Linked DNA regions of Homo sapiens: region 2 is linked to region 1. The links are chromatin contacts, found by Hi-C or POLR2A ChIA-PET in ENCODE. All regions are on one chromosome and are shown on one strand. The core of a region is the stretch at or near the end of the contact, and the rest is flanking DNA. Distances in the headings are between cores, read along the strand shown. Region 1 overlaps CLMP (CXADR like cell adhesion molecule). Region 2 overlaps GRAMD1B (GRAM domain containing 1B).

Region 1 (3,678 bases), core at 977-3,476:
CTGCACAATTTGCCCACAAGGTGACTGCTTGTGGACAAAGGACAGACAGAACTCACAGTTACCCCTCTGCACACATGAGATAAATGCATATCTGATTGCTTCCTTTGCCCTATTTCACTAAGCCGAACTAATTTTTTATGTTTTTTTTTTTTTGTTTTTTTTTTGAGATAGAGTCTCACTCTTGTCGCCCGGTCTGGAGTACAATGGTGCGATCCTGGCTCACTGCAACCTCTGTCTCCTGGGTTCAAGCAATTCTTCTGCCTCAGTCTCCTGAGTAGCTGGGATTACAGATGCATGCCACCATGACTCGCTCATTTTTGTATTTTTAGTAGAGCTGGGGTTTCTCCATGTTGGCCAGGCTGGTCTTGAACTCCTGACCTCAGATGATCTGCCTGCCTCAGCCTCCCAAAGTGCTGGGATTACAGGTGTGAGCCACTGCGCCTGGCCCTAATTTTTTATTTTAGTAGAGATGGGGTTTCACCATTCTGGCCAGGCTGGTCTCAAAGTCCTGACCTCAGGTGATCCACCCTCCTCGGCTTCCCAAAGTGCTGGGATTACAGGTGTGAGCCACTGCGCCTGGCAAATCTCTTCTTTGGTTCAAGTGATTTATAATCAAGTGAGATTAACAAGGAAAGACTATTAAACAGAGAAAAAGAAATGATTTATTTGAAATAGTATCAAGGAGAGTGTCCCAGACAAGTTGGTGGCATTTGAGCTAGGCTTTGAGAGGCAAGGAGAAAAGGCCTGGAGGGAGCATTCCAGCTACACAGAAGGGCACTAAAAAAGGCATGCAAGCATATGGGCATCTCCCAGGCACATTTCAGCTGCAGCTGTTCCAAATTGTTTCACTCAAGCCCTCAACCCTGCCTTTGATCACGTGTTGCTCCACAGCTCTTCAGAGCCTTTCCTGAGAAGGTTCTCTCAATCAGATAAAACCTATGAACTCTGACCCAGAAAAAACTCACATATTATTTTGCAGATAATTCCATGGGGTTCCTAGCACTCAAGGGAAAGCCCTCTGCTTTAGGCACAGATGGGGAAGAGCTAGGATCACAGCCCTTCTCCTGGATGTGGTACTTGTTTGTTCTAAATATTTGTGGGGGCCAGATGCGTGGTGGTTCACGCCTGTAATCCAAGCACTTTGGGAGACCAAGGCTGGTGGTTTGCTTGAGCCCAGGAGGTTGAGGCTATAGTGAGCCAAGACTGCGCCACTGTACTCCAGCCTGGGTGACAGAGTGAGACCCTGTCTCAACAAATAAAATTTAAAAAAAGAAAAAAATGTAACTGGGTGCGGTGGCTCACAACTGTAATCCCAGCATTTTGGGACGCCAAGGCAAGCAGATCACTTGAAGTCAGGAGTTTGAGACCAGCCTGGCCAACATGGTGAAACCCTGTCTCTACTAAAAAATACAAAAATTAGACAGGTGGCCTGACGTGGTGGCTCACGCCTATAATCCCAGTCCTTTGGGAGGCCGAGGTGGGCAGATCACCTGAGGTTGGGAGTTCAAGACCAGCCTGACCAACATGGTGAAACCCCGTCTCTACTAAAAATACAAAATTAGCCGGGCGTGATGGCGCATGCCTATAATCCCAGCTACTCGGGAGGCTGAGGCAGGAGAATTGCTTGAACCCGGGAGGCGGAGGTTGCAATGAGCCAAGATCACGGCATTGCACTGCAGTCTGAGCAACAAGAGCGAAACTCCGTCTCAAAAAAAAAAAGAAAGAAAGAAAAAACTAGGTGTGGTGGTGTGCGCCTGTAAACCCAGCTACTCAGGAGGCTGAGGCAGCAGAATCACTTGAACCTGGGAGGCAGAGATTGCAGTGAGTGGAGATTATGCCACTGCACTCCAGCCTGGGCAACATAACAAGATTCTGTCTCAAAAAAATAAAATGAAATAAATAAATATTTGCGGCTCGGTGCAGTGGCTCATGCCTGTAATCCCAGTACTTTGGGATGCCGAGGCGGGTGGATCACGAGGTCAAGAGATCGAGACCATCCTGGCCAATATGGTGAAACCCTGTCTCTACTAAAAATACAAAAATTAGCTGGGTGTGGTGGCATATGCCTGTAGTCCCAGCTACTAAAGAGGCTGAGGCAGAAGAATCGCTGGAACCCAGGAGGCAGAGGTTCCAGTGAGCCAAGATCATGCCACTGCACTCCAGCCTAGGGACAGAGTGAGACTCTGCCTCAAAACAAGACAAAACAAAACAGAAAAATGTTTGTAGGGTGTTGTTGGCCCCACATCCTGTTGTACTCTGTAGGGTAGGTTTCGTTTTGTTTCTTTTTTTTTTTTCTTTGAGACGGAGTTTCACTCTTTTTGCCCAGGCTGGGGTGCAATGGCATGATCTTGGCTCACCACAACCTCCGCCTCCCGGGTTCAAGTGATTCTCCTGCCTCAGCCTCCTGAGTAGCTGGGATTACAGGCATGTGCCACCAGGCCCAGCTAATTTTGTATTTTTAGAAGAGATGGGGTTTCTCCACGTTGGTCAGGCTGGTCTCGAACTCCTGACTTCAGGTGATCTGCCCGCCTCGGCCTCCCAAAGTGCTGGGATTACAGGTGTGAGCCACCATGCCCAGCTGGAAGGGTAGGTTTCTTGGCAGGTGATAGAGCTGACTTAGTAATGCAAAATTGCTGGGATAGTTGGAAAAGAAGGAAATGCGTTCACAACAGGAAAAAACTGGAAGCTGTAGAGTTTGTCTCCATTCAAAGACTGAAAGTAAGGGGGCCTTACACCTGGAGATAAGGCAGGTAAGCTTGGAACACTTACTAGGTGCTCTGTTAATGTTTCTCTTTCTTTCTGATTTGTCCATATTTCCCCCAGATGCATAATCACCTACAATGAAGTCAGTTTGTACTTTCTAGGAGAATGAAGAGAGGCAAAACCTACAAGACAGTGAAGCACTGGGTAATTTTTAGGAACTTTGGGGTTTTGTGGGCTTTGACAGGTGGGTGACCTTTTTGGCCTGAGAGCTTTGGAATTTCTTTCTTGTTTATTTTATTTATTTATTTTTGAGATGGAGTTTCACTCTTGTTGCCCAGGCTGGAGTGCAGTGGCGTAATCTCCACTCATTGCAACCTCCGCCTCCTGGGTTCAAGCGATTCTCCTGTCTCAGCCTCTCAAGTAGCCGGGATTACAGGCATTCACCACCACACCAGCTAATTTTGTATTTTTAGTAGAGACGGGGTTTTACCATGTTGGTCAGGCTGGTCTCGAACTCCTGACCTCAGGTGATCCACCCGCCTTAGCTTCCCAAAGTGCTGGGATTCCAGGCGTGAGCCATGGCGCCCAGCTGCTTGTTTATTTTAGTATTTGGGTTAGCATCCAGAGATGCCTTCGTCTTGAAATATATATTTGAATTTGAAGAATCTTAGTAGCTGTGGTCCAAAGTAGAGTCAGGCTGCTTTGGACGCTAGAACAGTACAGCAAGCACTTTCAAACTGTTTTCAACAGACTCACATTAAGAAATACATTTTTCTCGCCCGGGGCTCATGCCTGTAATCCCAGCACTTTGGGAGGCCAAGGCAGGCAGATCACTTGAAGCCAGGAGTTCCAGACGAGCTTGGCCAACGTGGTGAAACCCCATCTCTACTAAAATTACAAAAATTAGCCGGGCATGGTGGCGCATGCCTGTAGTCCCAGCTACTCAGGTGGCTGAGGCAGGAGAATTGCTTGAGC
Region 2 (3,584 bases), core at 548-3,047, 390 kb after region 1:
CTGGGTACATGAGAGTGGTAAACGGAATTGAACTAGAATGCCTTTTCTTCTCATTTCTGCATGTCTTGAGTCTATCCAGTTTTAAGTGGCAGCACAAAAATCTTGTTGTTAAGACAGAATTGTCTTACTGGTCCCAGAAGGACATGACATTTCTGCATTCTGTGTTCCCATAGCACTTAATACATAGTATTGAGAGTTATCATTTTTCTGCTTTTAAATATAGTTATTTATATTGAATCTTACTTTCCTGATTCTAAGCACTTTGAGAGCAGGATCCTTGTTTGATTCACGTCTTTCTTTTCCTATAACCCATAAAATGATGCCTTGCATATAGGATAATGGCACCTGGCATTTACATAGCAGTTAAAATGTGGCAGATGCTCTTTTTCATACTTCACATTTCTTTCTCTTTCTTTCTTTCCTCCTTCTTTCTTTCTTTTTCTCTTTCTTTCCCTCTCCCTTGCCTCCCCTCCCCCCTCCCCCTCCTCTCCCCCTCCCATCCTCTCCCCTTCTCCCCCTTCCTTCCCTTCCCCCTCCCCTCTCCCTCCCCTCCCTTTCATTCTCCCTTCCCTCCCCTCTCCTCCCCTCCCCTCCCCTAGCACAGTGCTGGGTACTTGAGAGTGGTAAATGGAAAATGGAAATGAAAATGGAAACGGTAAGTGGTAAATGGAATTGTCACTGGACTAGCTGTCTTGAGCGAATGGCAAACAGTTGCTTATACAATTCCCTTCTTTGCAGTGTTAAGGCATCTTTCAGTCATCGGTGCCAAGGCAAAGTCATTCCAAATCCTAGTTTAGAGTTTCTTTTTCAGGGTTTCCAAAAGACAGTTTTATCTGTTAGTGGCCTCCCTTTCCCCTCCCTCCCGTCTCCCTTCCTTTCCCTCTCTCTCCCCTCCCCTCCCTTCCCTCCCTTCCCCTTTCCCTTCTCTCTCCCTTCCTTCTCCTTCTCCCTTCCTTTCCCTTCCTTCTCCCTTCCTTTCCTTTCCCTTTCTCTTCCCTTCCCTTTCCTTTTCCCTTTCCCTTTTCCTTCCCTTTTCTTCTCTTTTTTTGTTTTTCAGATGGAGTCTCACTCTGTCGCCCAGGCTGGAGTGTAGTGGCGCGATCTCGCTCACTGCAACCTCCGCCTCCCTGGTTCAAGTGATTCTCCTGACCTCAGTCTCCCAAGTAGCTGGGATTACAGGCGCTTGCCACCAAGACTGGCTAATTTTTTTTATTTGTTATTTTTTATTTTTTTTAGTAGAGATGAGGTTTCACCATGTTGGCCAGTCTCATCTCAAACTCCTGATCTCAGGTGATCCACCCGCCTCGCCTCCCAAAGTTCTGGGATTACAGGCGTGAACCACCACACCCAGCCTCTTCTCTTTTTCTTTCTTTGTCCTTCCTTCCTCCCACCACAGTCTTCCGAGTAGCTGGGACTCCAGGTGTACACCATCATGCCTGGCTAATTTTTTTTTTATAGAGATGGGGTCTCACCAGGTTGCCCAGGCTGATCAGGAACTCCTGGGTTTGAGCGATCCTCCGGTCTCAGCCTCCCAAAGTGCTGGGATTACAGGCATGAGCCAACCCGCCTGGTTCCATACTGTAGACTCTTAACCATTGTCTTGATGATGCTTCGTGTACACATAGCGTGATGTGAATACTTGTTGGATGCATGTAGTTTGATATTTATTTGAAACCAATACACAGTTTGAACATGACCCATTGCTGCCTTCTCTGCCATCTGAACTGTTTTCTAAGCCATGGGAAGGCAGGCCAGAGAGGGGCGCCAGAAAGGAGGCAGTTCCTGGTTCCGGTTCCTGAGGCTCCTTATTGGTTTTCCTTGTAGTTCTGGTTTGGAAGTCTACAGTGCCATCTAGTGGGTAAACTTGCAAATATCAGCTTAGAATTATTTTTCTGAAATCCTGGTAGATGGCCTTGAGTTCTGGGAGCCCCCTTTATTAGTTTAAAATTTTGATTGCCGGGGGAGGATAGGGGGACTAGGAAGAACCAGCCCATCCTGGCTCAGCGGGGTCAAGTTTGACCCCTGCTTTGAAGAGGCTGCAATGCTGATTGTGGTTGGCTTGGTTGAGCCCTGTTGACTGTTGTAAATGGTGTGTTCTCCCACAGTGTAGACCCTGCTTCTGGAGCTGTGTGGGCTTTGGAATTTGAGTTACAGTCATCTGTGTGCTGCCTACTGTGGAGTAACACTTGTCCCAGGTTGTATATAAGGGGATGCTTGATTCATATAACAGGCCAGTTCCAAGTAAGACATCTCATGAGTTAACGACATTATAGTGAAATTTGGTTATGTGGAGTTGGTAATAGGCAAATCCATCCGAGCTGGCAAAGTGAAAATGATGAGCAGCCACTGCATAGTGAACGAGCTGTAAAAACGTGCTGCATGGAAGGGAAGGAGAAAGGGATTCCGTACACAGTGAGTTCTGCCGAGCAGCCGGAGGCTTTGTGTATGGCGCTGTTCCGGTTTCTGGTGTGTGTGGTAACGTGTATGGTTTCTTGTGTCTGTGTTTGAAAATTGGATGTTAATTGCCTTTCAGGTCATTTACTTCTTGCTGGAAGAACGGAACATAAGAGCATGTGGTAACTGTGACCACAGAACTCATGTGCTTTGGCTGAGAGTGTACAGACACTGGAGCAAGCACTTGCTCGGCAAGATTGTCCAGTGTGCATTCTACTGGGCATCTAGGCTAAGGAATATACTCTATAGAGACCAATGCATCTTAGTGCAGCAGGCGATCCACCAGAACAAGGAGAAAATGTTGGTTATGTGGTAGCCTTGGTTATAGTGACATTTATGGTAATAGGGATTTATTATTAATAGAACCTATGTGAAGCAGGGGTTGGCCAACTTCCTGGTAATAAGGATTTATTATTAATAGAACCTATGTAAAACAGGGGTTGGCCAACTTTCTCTGTAAAGGGCCAGATGGTGAGCATTGTGGGCTTTGTGGGCCTATGGTGCCCACAACTCTGTCTTAGTTACTCAACTCTGCCTTAACCACTCAGCTCTGACATGGTAGCAGGAAAATAGCCAAAGATAATATGTAAATGTAGGCTTAGCTGTGTTCCAGTAAAACTTCATTTGTGGACACTAAATTTAAATTTCACATCATTTTCACCTGTCATGAAATATTCTTTTTTGGATTTTTTTTCTTCCAACCACTAAAAAGTACAAAAACCACCCTTAGCTCACGGGGCTGAGCAAAAACACGTGGCTCTAGATTGAGCCTAGAGTTTCTAGTTTGTGGACTCCTGATCAGATGGCTGGAGTATTTAATAATAATTAATAAAAATGATTTGTTCATCAGCTATGCCAGCAGTTAGTGTCATGAAGTGTCTGATAAGCTTTTCTTTCTCTGGAGTAAGAGGAAAGGCCATTCTTTCCCGTATTATTATAAGATATGACCTCCCAAAAGAACTCTGCCTGAACTAAAGCTGTGTAATTATCTCACTTACAGTGCCTTAAGGTGTGGAGAGTCCACCCTTTATTCCTTCTTCTATTTCTCATCCGCCTCAGCCTCCCCTGGAGGCAGAGTAGCAGACTAAGTGACCCCAGACCCCATCCAGCCTTTTGCCTTACTGGAGAAG

Evidence for each region. A loop is a pair of places that touch in the nucleus more often than their neighbours do. ChIA-PET counts read pairs that join two places held with the same protein, here RNA polymerase II (POLR2A). Pooled maps may share reads with other maps.
Region 2: a loop to region 1 is called in a pooled map, with 3 times the contacts of the local background. The contact joins two enhancer-like sites. A Hi-C loop is called at or near these places in 3 of 37 single-sample maps with no recorded cell type and 3 of 50 pooled maps. POLR2A ChIA-PET finds 5 or more read pairs at or near these places in 1 of 52 experiments (H1).

The regions. Positions count from the first base shown.
Region 1 is chr11:123,085,630-123,089,307 of GRCh38, forward strand. All of the region lies in intron 2 of CLMP (CXADR like cell adhesion molecule), which reads right to left. Among named protein-coding and RNA genes, the nearest start is that of HSPA8, 25 kb to the left of the region's middle. Within about 2 kb of position 2,227, at least 3 of the 41 ENCODE cell types and tissues checked have a DNase peak (open chromatin) inside an H3K27ac peak, as active enhancers do.
Region 2 is chr11:123,476,739-123,480,322 of GRCh38, forward strand. The region is part of intron 1 of GRAMD1B (GRAM domain containing 1B); the gene reads left to right. Among named protein-coding and RNA genes, the nearest start is that of GRAMD1B, 48 kb to the left of the region's middle. RefSeq lists an enhancer at 1,683-1,977. Within about 2 kb of position 1,798, at least 5 of the 41 ENCODE cell types and tissues checked have a DNase peak (open chromatin) inside an H3K27ac peak, as active enhancers do.